Regions from separate parts of the Homo sapiens genome. Here region 1 is linked to region 2. A link is an interaction called in ENCODE POLR2A ChIA-PET data of the cell type or tissue named here. Cell type or tissue: CD4-positive, alpha-beta T cell. All regions are shown on one strand. Links, peaks and the distances in the headings refer to the core of each region. The heading gives the core; the rest is flanking DNA.

Evidence for each region. ChIA-PET counts read pairs that join two places held together with the same protein. Peaks named below come from ENCODE experiments on the same cell type or tissue, not always from the same donor. Only the 100,000 strongest peaks of a DNase experiment are listed, where the experiment ranks them.
Region 1: POLR2A ChIA-PET joins it to region 2 with 5 read pairs; 2 of 35 experiments call an interaction of 5 or more read pairs at or near these places.

What each region holds. Positions count from the first base shown.
Region 1 is chr17:66,279,491-66,282,404 of GRCh38, reverse strand. No RefSeq gene overlaps it. Among named protein-coding and RNA genes, the nearest start is that of PRKCA, 22 kb to the left of the region's middle. In CD4-positive, alpha-beta T cell, for the core only: no CTCF peak of the experiment used is centred there; no DNase peak of the experiment used is centred there.
Region 2 is chr17:66,200,692-66,203,605 of GRCh38, reverse strand. No RefSeq gene overlaps it. Among named protein-coding and RNA genes, the nearest start is that of CEP112, 10 kb to the right of the region's middle. In CD4-positive, alpha-beta T cell, for the core only: a CTCF peak has its summit at 1,653 (motif pointing left); DNase peaks (open chromatin) are centred at 1,625 and 2,765.

The sequences.
Region 1 (2,914 bases), core at 243-2,742, 79 kb before region 2:
GGTGAGCAGAGATCACATTGCTGCACTCCAGCCTGGGCAACAGAGTGAGACTCCATCTCAAAAACAAAAACAAAAACAAAACAAAAAAACCCCGGCTTTTGCAATTTTCTCTCCCCACGCTGCTTCTTCTTACTTCACACAAAGGTTTAGTGAACATTTTGGACACAGTAAGATAGGCCTCCTAGATACTGCCCTCTGGAATGCCAAATCCAGGCCTCTGATTCTTAATGGGTCCCTTCAAGGTCCCTGTTTATTGGCTGTGCTGAATCATCTCTACTTCCAAGTGGTACTTGGTGATAAACGTTCAGATGGATATCAGCAGGCTTGTGACTTTCAAATGAAACCTACAGCTGGTCCGGCTTCTCTTTGAAAGCCTCCCCGTTTTCAAAGCCTCAGGGGCCATGGATCCCTGGACAACACTAGGGCTCCAGGGATGCCTACATGCCAAGGCAGTCAGCCAAGGGTCTAGGAATGCCTGTCTTCTGTCATGGCCATGGAGGTGACCAATTGTAAGGGCTGAGCTCTTGCACTTGGCATTTCATCAGCTGAGGACCATGAGCAATACACTGTGGGGACCACATCTATGCCTTACAATGACCCTAATTGGAACGATCAACAGAGCCAGGCTGATGTAAGAAAAATAAATCATATGGTGACTTGTTTAGTGGAGGGAATAAAAAAATGTACCAGGCTGGGCATGGTGGCTCACGCCTATAATCTCAGCACTTTGGGAGGCAGAGGTAGGTGGATTGCTTCATCTCAGGAATTTGAGACCAGCCTGAGCAACACAGCGAAACCCCATTTCTACAGAAAATACAAAAATCAGCCAGGCATGCTGGCATGTGCCTGTAGTCCCAGGTACTTAGGAGGCTGAGGTGGGAGGATGGCTTGGGCCTAGGAGGTGGGGGTTGTAGTTGGTTAAGATCGTGCCAATGCACTCCAGTCTGGGCAACAGAACCAGACCCCATCTCAAAAAAAGGAAAAAAAAAAAAGGAAATAAAAAATGTACTGCTAAGCCTGTGAACTATAATAAAATAAGGGGAATAACTCAAGGAAAGGATGACAACCCAGATTTGTGTCGGGGTGCCTTGTGGAAGCCCTAACAAAATATACTAACATTGACCCCCAATGCTGATGCTGGACAGATTTTACTAGGGACACACTTTATTAACCAGTCAGCACCTGACATCAGAATAAAATTACAGAAATTGGCTTGAGGACCCCAAATGCCTATTAATCAAATGCTTGATGTGGCTTTTGGGGTATTTAGTAATAGGGACGGGGCTGGAGAGGCTGAAAGGACCCAGCGTGGCAAACAACAGAACAGACAGCATGCTCCAATGACAGCAGTTGCTGTAAGCAGCGCCCTGTAACCTCAGGGTCACCCGGGGGGATGCTTCGCCCATGGACCAAACAGGCCTAACAGCAAACCTGCAGGCAATGGTTGCTGCTTCAAGTGTGGGAAGCCAGGACATTGGAGTGAAGACTGTCCCAGTCAGGGGACCCCACCTAGACCCTGTCCTGCAAGCAGGAGGGCCATTGGAAAAGGGATTACCTTCAGCTCCAAAGGGAAAGGAGAATGCCCGATGCCATCATGGCTGTAACTAGACCAAGGTTCCTGGTGGCTCCCACAAAAGGCATGGTCATCACAACTGAGGAGCCTCAGTGATTCTTCACGTGGCTGGTAAGAATATTAATTTTTGGCCAGGCGTGGTGGCTCACGCCTGTAATCCCAGCACTTTGGGAGGCCGAGCCGGGTGGATCACGAGGTCAGGAGTTCGAGACCAGCCTGGCCAAAATGGCAAAACCCCATCTCTACTAAAAATACCAAAAATTAGCCGGGCGTGGTGGCGGGCTCCTGTAATCCCAGCTACTCGGGAGGCTGAGGCAGGAGAACCCGAGAGGTGGAGGTTGCAATGGGCCGAGATCGAGCCACTGCACTCCAGCCTGGGTGACAGAGTGAGACTCTGCCTAAAAAAAAAGAAAATTAAATTTTTTCTTTACAGGCGTGAGCCACCGCGCCCAGCCAAGAATATTAATTTCTTTTTCTTTTCTTTTTGAGACAAGTTCTCACTCTGTCACCCAAGCTGGAGAGCAGTGGCGTGATCAGGGCTCACTGCAGCCTTGACCTTCTGGGCTCAAGTAATCCTCCCACCTCAGCCTTCCGAGTAACTGGGACTATGGGCAGCCCTGATCATGCCTAGCTAGTTTTTTGTATTTTTTTTTTTTTTTTTTTTTTTGTAGAGACAGAGTTTCACCATGCTGCCCAGGCTGGTCTTGAACTCCTGGGCTCAAGCAATTCATCCGCCTCAGCTTCCCAAAGTGCTGGGATTACAGGTGTGAGCCACTGTGCCCGGCAAATATTAATTTCTTAATTGACTCAGTGGCCACTCTGTCCTGAACTGCCACTCTGGGCCCTTATTCTCCAAAAGCTGCACTGTCATGGGTGTCAATGGCACCCCCAAATCAAAACACTTTACCCCTAAGCTACAGGCTAGAAAACTATATGGTAACTCTGGTTTCTAGTTATGCTGGAATGTCCTACTCTTTTATTGAGACAGGACTTCCTAGCCAGCTTTGCAGCCACTTTACATTTATCAGGCCCTCCTTCTTGGCAATGCTTGTATTTTCTAAACCAGCCTCAGAAAAACAGGAGATCCTCCATAAAATAAAGTCTCAAGTAGACCCATAAGTATGGGACCAAGAAACCCCTTGCAAAGCAATACATGCTCAGCCTGTGATCATCTCTTTTTTTTTTTTTTTTTTTTTTTTTTTGAGATCGGAGTCTCGCTCTGTCGCCCAGGCTGGAGTGCAGTGGTGCGATCTCGGCTCACTGCAAGCTCCGCCTCCCGGGTTCAAGCCATTCTCCTGCCTCAGACTCCCAAGTAGCTGGGACTACAGGCGCCCGCCACCA
Region 2 (2,914 bases), core at 305-2,804:
TCTGTCTGGCTGCTGGGATGGATGATTCTTTTCCAGCTAGGGCTGGTCTAAATGCTCCCTCGTGGTTACTAGGTGAATTCTGCCCTGTGTGGCTTTCTGCTGTGACAGACAGCACTGAATTCCAATGCAAAGTCCAACAAACAGTTCACACTCCCTCCCCCAAGCACACAGATTCTCCCTCTGCACCACATGGCCACTGATGGGGAAGAGCGAGGGGTGGTGTCGACAACTCGAGATTGTCTTTCCCAGCCTCTTCAATGCCCCTTTCCTTGATATAATTTTAAAGCCAGGTACAGGGATTTTTGGTTATGACGGTGCTTTTTTGCATGGATGGTTGTTCTATTTGGTGTTCCTGTGAGGGGGATGATCACTGGAGGTCTCTATGTGGCCATCTTGCTCCACCACTTCTTTTTTTTTTTTTTTTTTTTGAGGCGGAGTCTCACTCTGTAGCCAGGCTGGAGTGCAGTGGCACGATCTCGGTTCACTGCAGCCTCTGCCTCCTGGCTTCAAGCAATTCTCCTGCCTCAGCCTCCCCAGTAGCTGGGACAACAGGTGTGCACCACCATGCTTTTGGTTAAAACACAATACTCCAAGCTTGTCATAATTTGTAAACCTCAGCTTTCTAAACCTCAGCCATTTCCCCAATGAACTGAAGATAACGGTGTTTAGAAATGAAGGTCTGGGCCGGGCGTGGTGGCTCACGCTTGTAATCCTAGCACTTTGGGAGGCTGAGGTGGGTAGATCACGAGGTCAGAAGATCGAGACCATCTTAGCTAACACGATGAAACCCCGTCTCTACTAAAAATACAAAAAATTAGCCGGGCATGGTGGCGGGCGCGGTGGCGGGCGCCTGTAGTCCCAGCTACTCTGGAGGCCGAGGCAGAAGAATGATGTGAACCGGGAGGCGGAGCTTGCAGTGAGCCGAGATTTCACCACTGCACTCCAACCTGGGTGACAGAGTGAGACTCCGTCTTAAAAAAAAAAAAAGAAATCAAGGTCTGCATTGTGTCTGGGTGTAGTGCTCATTGATACAGAGGCATCACTGCTTCTAGGTCTTCTTCAACAGACAGAGCTAGGAAATACATACACATATTTATGTACACATGCACTACTCATATACACAATAATTAGGTCTGCATTTTGATAGCACCAGATAGTCAGCATGCCTAACTTTGACACCTCAGCACTTCTGTTTTAAACCCTTAGCACTTTTCCAACACTCCTCCCTTCCCCAGCCTATTCTACAAAGAAGCTCCTGGGATATGGCAAGTTTGTTGAAGGTTGTGTTTTGTGCCATTTTGTTCACTGGAAGGCATTTTAGGGGGCTGGATAGGTTTGGATCACTGAAAAATAATCAGAGCAGACTTTAGAGCTTAGACGATAGTCCTGATTCCTCTCATTTAATCGTATTTTCACAGAAATAAAAATCTGCTATTTTTGTAATTGGAAGAGGCAATTTGGATTTGAGGAGTCCATCGGTAGAAACTGCCCAATTGCAGCCCCTCTATTTAGTGATTATGTGGTCTATTTTGTGCCATAAGTAGATTCCCTTTTTCAAGTGTTTTTCTTCTTAAATGCTTTGATCACCAGGTTGCCTGTCATCACAGTTGTGCCGTACCCTCCCTAGCCATAGTTTGCGGTGATCTCCCCCTACTGGAGATGGTACAGGAAGTACTAACCGCCACAGGTAGCCTAGTGAAGAAAGAACCACAACCATAAGGAGCTGGTTATCATCCTCCTTTTTTTTTTTTTTTTTTGAGATGGAGTCTCGCTCTGTCTCCCAGGCTGGAATGCAGTGGCGCAATCTCGGCTCACTGCAAGCTCCGCCTCCCGGGTTCACGCCATTCTCCTGCCTCAGCCTCCCGAGTAGCTGGGACTACAGGTGCCCGCCACCACGCCCAGCTAATTTTTTGTATTTTTAGTAGAGACGGGGTTTCACCGTGTTAGCCAGGATGGTCTTGATCTCCTGACCTCACGATCCGCCCGCCTCGGCCTCCCAAAGTGCTGAGATTACAGGCGTGAGCCACTGCGCCCCGCCCATCCTCTATTTTTGCACAGTTGAACTGAATCTTCCCAAAGTAATATTACTCACCTAGCAATCATAGACTAAATGAACTCTATACTATATAACTGTAACTCTACAAATGCATATAACTATATAACTATACACTCTATAAATGCACATGGCTAGGGAGGTCTTCTTCCAAGACAAGTTGGTCCCTGAAGGTGCTTCTCAATGACCGTCTTTTTTCTCTTGGTTTATGGCAGGACGGCGTTCTAAATGCAAAGGAATCAATGTTTTCACGTATCTCTTATGCTATATTTCTGCAAGAAGTTTATAACATAATTCTCTCGTTTCTAATACATGGACCAATCTTTCAATATATAGGATCTCTTTCCTGTGCCCCAAACTTAATAATAAGTACTATTCCTCAGTGACATTTCCTATCTATTAACCTGAGGATCATTCCCTGCTTTAATCTCTCAATAAAAGATTAAAAAGATAAAAGAAAGAAAGAAAAGGAAAGAAAACAACTTGAGCTGTGTGCATGTGTGTGCCAGTATGCCTGTGTGTGGGTGTGTATGTGGTTGCTGTGCAAATATTTGTTGCTTTTGTGTGAGTGTGAGTATATATGTGGTATGTGTGGCATGCATGTGGATTTGTGTATGTGGTTTGAGTGTGTGTGCTTTGTGTATGTGCCCATGCGTATGCATGTGAGTGTGTGTGTGTGTGTGTGTGTGTGTCTGCGCATGCACGTGCACATGATAATTAGTTCTTTGTGTGCCATTGCTGCCTCCTAGTGGCATCTATTCCTTTCCAAAGTGCTGGCAAAACAGTTGGGAAAGAAAAGAAGCCCTCATATTGAAGTTTCCTGTGTCAGGCACTGGGTACATTTTTCTACATATCTCACCT